2 separate regions of the Homo sapiens genome follow, and region 1 is linked to region 2. The links are chromatin loops, found by intact Hi-C in ENCODE. Cell type or tissue: breast epithelium. All regions are shown on one strand.

Region 1 (5,000 bases), 270 kb after region 2:
TGAGTTCAGTAGAAAGCTCTGTCCTGGAGATTTAGAAGTCATCAGTGACTAAGACCATGCAAATGGACTGAGTTGAGAAGGCAGGGAGCTTAAGGCTATCACCAAATTTATTAGTATAAGCTTAAGGTGATGAGCTAATTCAATTAGGCCCCGTATCCAAAAAATTAATTCCCATCGGCCAAAGACATAAGGAGTGGCTTATTAGTGGAAAATTCTATAAAATTACTGTTTCCATGCTGCAAAGTATGGCAAAGTACCATGAGTAGTTTGCCCTTGGCAAGTTCATTCTAATATTAGTACCACTTATTGAATCTCTACTTCAAAGGGCACAGATTATTGGGAGTTTTCATTCTCAAGCACAGAATATACTCTCTACCAGTCATGAAAATCATTACAGACTAAAAAACTGTTTTGAGTATCAGAGAACTAAGGATAGAGTAACCACTAAATCGTAGTAACAAATGATAATCATCACCCAAGAACTATCCTATCCATCACAAAACTTTAGTTGCAATAACCCCCTCCTGCATCCTCTCTAAGGAATCTTGCCAGAAGTTATGTGTCTTCAGCATTGTATGATTTATGCTGTGGAATGTTATCATGCCTTTGTTACAAACTACTTCATCAGCAATTGAATAACAGGCATTTATTGTCAACTTACCATGTGAGCAGTACTGCACTAGATCTTGCAGAAGGCACAAGAAGGTGAGGGATACTCACTCTAAGTAAATTCTCCATCTATTGGAATATGTCAATAGACACTCACTAAATATTTATTGAAAGAACTTGCTGTGCTCACCTGTTGTTACCAAATTTTACTAATTTCAGATGTTCTACTGACATGTGAGCTAGTCTGTGAACTATTACCCAATTTGTAGTCCTTCAGCAGATTTTATTGTTCCTTTGTCTTTATCATCACATAATTTGGAATTTACATATTTTTGTGGGTTTTTTTGTGGCAGATATATCTAAGTTCAAAAGCATTAAAATGTGTTTATGCATGCACTTGTATCTTACCCTATCTCTTACATACACAGACAATTCAGAATCTTTTAGACTGGGGCTTGGCAATTTGTTTTACTACAAAGGGTCAGATGGTAAATATTTTAGGTTATATGAGCTACACAATCTCAGTAGCAACTATTCAACTCTGCCATTGTAGCATAAAAGCAGCCATAGACAATCTGAAAAAAAAAAAAAGGGGAGTGGCTGGGTGCCAATAAAACTTTATTTACAAAAGCAGGCAGTGGGCTGGATGGATTTGACTTGCTGGAGTTTGCCAAATTCCGTTCTAAACTGTCAACTTTTTAAATTTATCATTGTACTTTCTCCACCAACAAGCATAATGTTATGGAAAGAGAAGTTGGGGAAAGAAAACGCTTTGAATCAATTCATAAATTTCTTTATGCCTACTGCAGAAGGTAATTGAAGTTGAAATTTACAGGAAAGGATCATGAAAATAGAAGGTGTTTAAAACAGTATGAATAGTGATACTGATGAGAGTAATGGGGAAAAGGGAAATTGCTTTCTTCCTTCTATATCTACCAGTAGTTTGCTCCATGTAACTACAGAATATCCCAGTTAGAAATATCTTACAGAGGCCAAGCGCGGTGGCTCACGCCTGTAATCCCAGCACTTTGGGAAGCCAAGGTGGGTGGATCATGAGGTCAGGAGATCGAGACCATCCTGGCTAACATGGTGAAACCCCGTCTTTACTAAAAATACAAAAAATTAGCCAGGCGTGGTGGCGGGCACCTGTAGTCCCAGCTGCTCGGGAGGCTGAGGCAGGAGAATGGCGTGAACCCGGGAGGTGGAGCTTGCAGTGAGCCGAAATCGTGCCACTGCACTCCAGCCTGGGCCACAGAGCGAGACTCCATCTCAAAACAAAAAAAAAAAAAAAAAAAGAAATATCTTACAGAAACAAAGAGGAATAGGTATAAAGTTAGAGAACTATAGGTTGAAGAAGTTTATTTTTGACAATACAGATACAAAATTCATTGTATATATCTCACAGTTGTATTGCGTTACACAGTCATGAGCCACATAATATAGTTTCAGTTAACCACAGATCATATATATACAGTGGTCCCACAGAATGTTGTAGCCATCATAACTTCATAGAGCAATGCATTACTCATGTGTTTGTGGTGATGCTGGTATAAGCAAACCTACTGCACTGCCAGTTGTATAAAAATATTTCACATGCAATTGTGTATAGTACATAATACTTGGTAATGATAGTAAGCAACTATGTTACTGATTTATGTATTTACTATGCAACAAAAAGTAATGACTTTTTGTCATTACTTAAGAGTGTACTTCTTCTACTTATAAAAATAGCCGTAAAACAGCTTGAAGCAGGTCTTTCAGGATGTATTCCAAAAGAAATCATAGTTGCTATAGGAGATAACAGCTCCATGCACATTATTGCCCCTGAAGACCTTCCAGTCGGGAGATGTGGAGGTGGAAGACCTCCACGTTGATCATCCTGACCCTGTGTTAGCCTAGGCTAATTCGTGCGTTTGTGCCTTTGTTTCTAACGAAAAGCTTTTAAGTAAAAAAAAATAATAAAAAAATTTTAAAAATAGGCAGGGTGCGGTGGCTCATGCCTGTAATCCCAGCACTTTCAGAGGCCGAGGCGGGTCAATCACTTGATGTCAGGAGTTCGAGACTAGCCTAACCAACATGGTGAAACCATATCTCTACTAAAAATACAAAAATTAACTGGGCATGGTGGCCTGCACCTGTAGTCCTAGCTACTTGGGGGTGGCTGAGGCAGGAGAATCTCTTGAACCCGGGAGACAGAGGTTGCAGTGAGCTGAGATTGTGCTACTGCACTCTAGCCTGGAGGACAGAGTGAGACTCTGTCTCAAAAAAAAAAAAAAAAAAAATTAAATTTGAAAAAAGTATGTAGAATAAGGATATAAAGAAAGAAAATATTTTTTCTACAGCTATACAATGTTTTTAAGCGTTATTACAAAAAAGTTAAAAAAATTAAAAGTTTATAAAGTAAAAATATCCAAGCTAAAGGTACTGTATTATTGAATAAAAATATTTTTAAATAAATTTAGTGAAGCCTAAGTGTCCAGTGTTTATAAAGTATACAGTAGTATACAGTAATGTCCCAGGCCTTGATATTCACTAATCACTCACTCGCTGACTCACTAAGAACAACTGCCAGTCTTGCAAGCTGCATTCATGGTACATGCCCTGTACAGATGTGCCATTTTTTTGCCTTTTATATCATATTTTTACCGCACTTTGCCTATATTTAAATATGTTTAGATACACAAATACCATTGCACCATTGTGTTACAACTGACAATGTTCAATACAGTAACATACTGTACAGGTTTACAACCTAAAAGCAATAGGCTATTCCATACATCCTAGGCATGTAGTAGACTATACCATCTAGGTTTGTGTAAGTGCCCTCTACGATGTTCATGGACGAAATAGCCTAGCAACCCATTTCTAAAAATGTATCCTTGTTGTTCAGGGATGTATGACTCTCTCTAGCTATCTCTTTGTGTGTGTGTGTGTATGTGTGTGTTTGTGTGTGTATGATAGATCATTGTATGACACATATACATATACATACATATATGGAAACATACAGAGTGAACAAGAGAAAGAGCAAGAGTGAAAATGTGTGAGAGAGAAACAGAGCGCTTATCATCCCTCAGCACTTTGCAAACATTATATAATTCATTTTCACAACAATGTGCATAAAGTCTATATTAAGGACTCTGGGGCTTGGACCAGCAAATAGGGAAACTCAGTTTCAAAAGTAAGTATCTCTAACCTCAGTGCACATGCTCTTCAGCCCCTTTGCCAAATTGCCTTCTACTCAGTGGATAAATGTCAGAAGCAGAAGTAGTTAGAAGAGTCCAGAAAGACACTTGGAACAAATGAGACAGTGAGAAAGATGAGGTTTTTTTAGTTATGGGAAAGGGCCCTCAAGAGCCCTGCTTCCACTTGGGGATTTATCATATGGGGGAACAAGACATTATCTGTGATTGTACAGTGACATTCTGAGAAGCCCTTTGCAGTGGCTTTTCTGGTGGCGTTCTGTGCTAACTGGTTGAATAGCCACAGTTTTCTAATTCTTGACCCCCACACCACCAATCCAGACTCACTCCCAACCTCTATAGTTTCTACTGACATAATGAGGAAAGTATCCGGCATGAAGGGCATCCACCTTCCACAAACACACTAATGGCTGATGGAAGGCAAGTCAATGAAAGGCTGCTTCTAGAACATCTGCCTTGAGGTTGCAAATAGCAACATGACTGATAACTGTTATGGGATGACTGAAGCTTAAATGAGGAGCTTTAGAGTGGAAATCTGCTTCAAAAATAAACTAGCAATTGTTTGAATGTTGGAATAAAACTGACAGCAGAATTTCAGTGATGCCTCAGTCACTGCACATGCAGCAGATGGTGTCTCCGTCAGCAAGGAGGGAACTTGGCAGAAAAGAAACTAAGAGAAAGAGGAATTGTCGGTTCTTGGAGCAGCATTGAGCCATCCAAGTAAAGTGGCTGAGAAATGCCTAGACATTCAGCACATTACTTTTAAAGTTACTGTGTGAGTACAAAAAGTGGATAGGGATTATCTCTATCTCCATAGTCAGAAAACTGCCAATTTTGCAAGATGTTTTGCGGCCTACACATCAGTTACCCTTTCAGGAAGAAGCTTTGATTTGTTAAATTGATTCTAAAGATTTTTATTTTTTCTCTTTTGGGATGCCTAAGTAGATACCACAAAATGGATTTCACAGTCATAAGAGAAAATGTATGTGGCCCAATTAAAGAAGCTAATCTCACATTTCCTGTCAAATCAGAAGTCCCAACTTTGTAGGATATAACCCACAAAATTTAAAAAAAAAAATCAAAGAATCCTCAGTAACTCATGGTTCAGATTAGGCAGGGAATACAAGTTTATTTGTGTAAGTTGAAATTTAGCCTTTAAATTAAAAAGTGGTATATATTTAGTCTGAC
Region 2 (5,000 bases):
AAGTCCTGTTTGTAAAGAAGAGTCTTCCTCACTGAGACACCAGTGGATGAGTACATTGACTGAAATAACACATCCTGCCCACCAAGGCAAGTATGGGAGTGAGAAACAGCACGGGCAGCAGAAGGACACTTACGGTTGGCACAGCTTGATTAGGTCCTGGTCAGTGGTGCCTGGTGGGAGGCCTCGAATGTACAGGTTGGTTTTACTCAACTGTTCCCCGCTGCTGTTGTTGCTGCTGTTGTTGCTGCTGCTGTTTGTGCTGGGGCTGGGAGGAGCCATGGGGTGGGGAGCTGGTGCATAGGACTGCTGGAAACAGAAAAAGCTGTTACTGGAAAAACAAAAGCCAGCACCTATTCACAGGCCAGCAGCACAACTTGAAATCAATGTAAGCTATGCGTCTTCTCCAATACACACACGTACATACACACACACATTTATATCACTACTCTCTGTTGCATTCAAGAATATCGTCCCCCGCCCTGGCCCTCCATTCAGATCAGCATAAGTCAGCCATAAAAGGGACAAAAAACAGTTATCAGGTGCTCCTGGCAGTAGCATATGGCATTTGAACTTGTCTCTGACTATAGTGACTCTCCTTAGATTGGTAAAGTAGCATATCTTCTTCCCTAATAAAATAAAACAGTCACTTTTGGCAATAAACTCTGACCCTAGCTTACCTTTAATACCCAAGCATCTTTGGTTTCCCTCTATTACCTTGTTCCCTCCTTTTCTCCAAAGAAACTCCCTCCTATTGTTTTCCTCAACATTACTGTTCAGCATAATTCCTGATACAAAGAAATCATTCCTATAAATAGTGATTCTATGAATGACTGAATGAATGAAACCATCTTAGCTCTTTCTCATATTCCCAAAATCGTTTCTTTACATTGAATGTTCCTTGTTTGCAAGATGGAGCTACCATTCTTTCCTTACCTTCAAGATCCTCTTTAAATTACTCTAATCCAGGATCCCAACCTAGGCACTATAAACCATCTGGACAGGATAATTATTTGTTGTGGGCACTGTCCTTGTTCACTGTAGGATGTTTAGTAGCATCCTTAGCCTCTATCTCCCAGATTCTAGTAATGCCCATTCCCCAGATGTGATCACCAAAAAATATTCCCAGACATTGCCAAATGCTCCCTGGTGCTGGTAGGAATCTCCCCCTGGGAGAACCGCTGTTTTAATTCATTACATTATTATATGGCAAAATTAAAATGATAAAATGACTCCCAGAAAATTGCAATAAACAATGTGAGGGTTTTTAAAATTATACATACCAGAATTCATAGATATATATTTACTAATTATGCTTCTTTTTTTATACAGGCATATCTTCAAAAGTTCTCAACTAACACTGACTGTCTAGGGTTGAGTCCCTGCTGTGCCTCTTACTGGCTATGTGACCTTTAAGTGGTGCCTTAACCTCTCTGAGAAGCAGCATTCTCATTAATACGAAGGAGATAATAACGGTACTCTCTTAAGTTAGAAGATTTTTTCAAAAAGTTGAGTTAATGCAAACAAAATGGTTCCTAGAAATTAATAAGTGTACAATATTAGCAAAAATAACAATAATATGAATATTCATGGTTTGTATCTGTCTTGTAGTAATATCAACCTATATAACTGTCCCAGATTTTCTCAGTTGTGACCCCAAATGCTACCCAAAAACAAAATAAGCACATTCATCAAGATTCCAGTGGGGAAACTTTGGGCTGGGTTCTCATCTGAAGATGAAGAGTCTTTAGCTATTTTATCAGATTTGGGAGGTATGTCTTTGTCAAACAGCACATTTTTGGCACATTAGCAAGTAAGTATTCAGATGAGGTCAAACTATAATACATTTTGTGCCATGGCATAAAGGTAAGGAATAATATAATCTGAGGGAAAAAAATGTACTTTGTGTCTCTACAGTTTCATTCTAAAAAAAAAAACCTCAAGAAACATATTCAACATGAAAATAGTATGTCTTTTCATCCCAAAACTTCTGCTGCTGACCAAATTGACAGGCCTAGTGGGTCTGGGTAAATAATGAGATGTCCTGGAAATAGAACTGACTGTGGCCTTAATCACAGACAGCTAAACTTTGTATGTAGAATCCTGCAGTGGCTTCCCACCAAACTTATTACAAAGTCCTGAAAGCTCCACATGATTTTTTATCAGACTTTTTCTCCAATCACTTCTTAGACCAGACACTGTGGTACTCCCAACTTTTCACCCTTCCCATTCTCAGCCCCACTCTACTCGGCTGGCTCTAATCCATCCTTCTGATTTCAAATTAAGTATCATCCTACAACACTCTGGTATTTTCCTTCACAGCTTTCAGTGTATTGGGTCTTATTTAATTATTTTTGGCTTATTTAATGCCTGCCTCTAACAGTAATCTGTGTTTCCTGAGAGCAGGGAATGTGTCAAACCATACATGAGTATGTCATGTATGTAGCCTAGTGCCTGATATACAGTAGGTGCTTGAGAAATATTTAGGTTACTATATATATAATAAAAAATGGAATAAAGACAGCACTTAGCATTTAGAGAAAGAAGGCCAAGTTTTAGCAGTACCCAGCTTCATTTCTTGCAATAGTAATCTGTTTTACACCTTCCAGGATTTTAAATTTGGTCAGTCCCTATTTCCCACTGTCTATAAGACAATGTGCTTTAGATTCAGTATATCACATGCAACCCATTGCACCTATTCTCTCATTCCCAATTCCCCACACCAGCCACCCAATACAATTACCCCATATCTTTCAATGTTGCTGTTGTTCTGCCAGTCTCCATGCTAGAAAACTTGGTGTTAGCTTTATCTGCTTCTTAATTCTAAATCTCAGAATACAGTCAGCCACCAAAATCTCAAACAGCCTCCTGGAAACCTCCTTTTCTCTGAATTCCCATTGTTTCCCTCAGCCAGAGACTGTACCATCTCATATGCAGCGAGCTTCAAGCTTTCTATCATGTTTCACCTTTTATGCCCCTTATTTTTGGGAAGGCAGGGTAGGTTGGGAATAAGAAAATTGTCCAGACTGGGCACTATGGTTCACGCCTGTAATCCTAGCACTTTGGGAGGCTGAGATGGGTGGACTGCTTGAGCCCAGGAGCTCGAGACCAGTCTGGACAACATGGCAAAACCCCATCTCTATAAAAAATACACAAAAATTAGCTGGGTGTGGTACCATGTGCCTGTGGTCTCTGCTATCCAGGAGGCCGAGGTGGGAGGTTCACTTGAACCCTAGAGGCTGAGGCTGCAGTGAGCCATGATGGCGCCACTGCACTCTAGCCTGGGCAACAGAGCAAGACCCAGTCTCAGAAAAAATAAAAAGTAAAAATAACAAAGAAAGAAAATTGTGCAACGCAAACACACATTGACCAACAGTTGAGAAATGCACAAGTGAAAGAATAGACATGACAGGAGCAAAACCCAGAGCCTCCAGATTTCTTCTTTGAAATAAACGTTTTTTGGCTGGGCGCGGTGGCTCACGCCTGTAGTCCCAGCAGTTTGGGAGGCTGAGGAGGGCGGATCACAAGGTCGGGAGATCAAGACCATCCTGGCCAACATAGTGAAACCCCATCTCTACTAAAAATACAAAAATTAGCTGGGCATGGTGGTATGTGCCTATAATCCCAGCTACTCAGGAGGCTGAGGCAGAAGAATCACTTGAACCCGAGAGTCAGAGGTTGCAGTGAGCCGAGATTGCGCCACTGTACTCCAGCCAGGCGACAGAGTGAGACTCTGTCAAAAAAAAAAAAGAAAAGGAAAAAGAAAGAAAGAAACATTTTTCTCAACTATTCTTTAGTATTGCTTTAGTATCAACATTTTTCACATAGAATTTTAAAATGAATTTTAAAATGAATTATACAGGATAAAACCTTCTTTTCCTGGTATTTGGATTAAATAGAATATATTCATTGCCTTTTGAAATTTAATATCTACAGAAAGCTCAAGTTTCTTAGCTAGCATCAAAAACTATGACTTATTTCCTGACATAAAGTATTCTGTTTAGCTTCTTGGAATCCTCACAAAACTTAAGCTCTACCTCTTTTACAAGTCCTGCACACAGTAGGTGTTCAGTACATGCTTGCCGAGGTGGCTTCCTGGTGTATCTCATAATGGGTCAGATGAGATTTCTCTTTACTTCCCTTATATGCCTTACTCTCTTAAAATTCCCAGGGCCTTTTTAAAGCTGTTTGCTACCACTTTCACCTCCCCTCTCTCCAAATTCTTTGAATTCCATTCTGCATTCAGGCTTTTTCAAAAATGAGACTTTGTTTAGCCTTTAAAACCACCAGGGAGCCAGAAAAATGTCTCCAGCTTTATGTATCACAGATTAGAAGGACCAGTTCAGACTGAGTCCTTGACTAATCAAATAAGAAAGCACCAGCTACAGGATGATCAATATGTGTTTACTTAATTCTTTTCCCCCCTAGGGCTCTTTGTAAGCATTTCCATAACCAGAACACCATTTAGTAAATTGCATGATGCCTAAAGCAATAAACGTGTCCTCCAAAAGGCCCAACAAATTCACAGGGAAAAAAATTAACAAAATAGTCAAAAGCCAACCGAAGTTGGGATGAGGATCAGGAACTTGTGTGCACTGAAGTGAGATATGTAATTTATAATTAGGAGTGGAAGCACCAGACTTGTGAAGAAAGAATGTATTTCAGAAGCTTTCTGAACAAAATACAAAAAGGCGGTTTTCTTTGTCATATCCTTGTTCGTAAATTCTAGAAATTCTGCTGAAAGCGGTCGATTTTCTCGGTGTTATTGAACCAATCAATCCACAGATTTTAACACCCAGTGTAGGAACTCTTCCTTATCTTTAGTATTTCATTTATCTGTTGATGATGCACTGATTGATTCAGGTAGCGGTCAGCATTATAAATCATTCTTTGGTTTTAAGAATTATAAATTCCTTCCTCTCCACCCATATTCCAAATACACATCCTTTAATCAACAAAATGTTGGCAGAAAGTTCCCGGAATGCCTGACAAATGCACAGGCC

The links. Hi-C counts contacts between places; a loop is a spot of excess contacts. Peaks named below come from ENCODE experiments on the same cell type or tissue, not always from the same donor. Only the 100,000 strongest peaks of a DNase experiment are listed, where the experiment ranks them.
Region 1: a loop joins it to region 2, with 13 times the contacts of the local background. A loop is called at or near these places in 1 of 110 quality-filtered maps.

Annotation. Positions count from the first base shown.
Region 1 is chr3:29,164,492-29,169,491 of GRCh38, reverse strand. No RefSeq gene overlaps it. Among named protein-coding and RNA genes, the nearest start is that of RBMS3-AS3, 110 kb to the left of the region's middle. In breast epithelium, no CTCF peak of the experiment used is centred here; no DNase peak of the experiment used is centred here.
Region 2 is chr3:29,430,049-29,435,048 of GRCh38, reverse strand. RBMS3 (RNA binding motif single stranded interacting protein 3) reads right to left here. Exons shown (of 15, transcript NM_001003793.3): 2 at 134-306. Among named protein-coding and RNA genes, the nearest start is that of RBMS3, 150 kb to the right of the region's middle. In breast epithelium, no CTCF peak of the experiment used is centred here; no DNase peak of the experiment used is centred here; H3K27ac peaks cover 1,339 bases.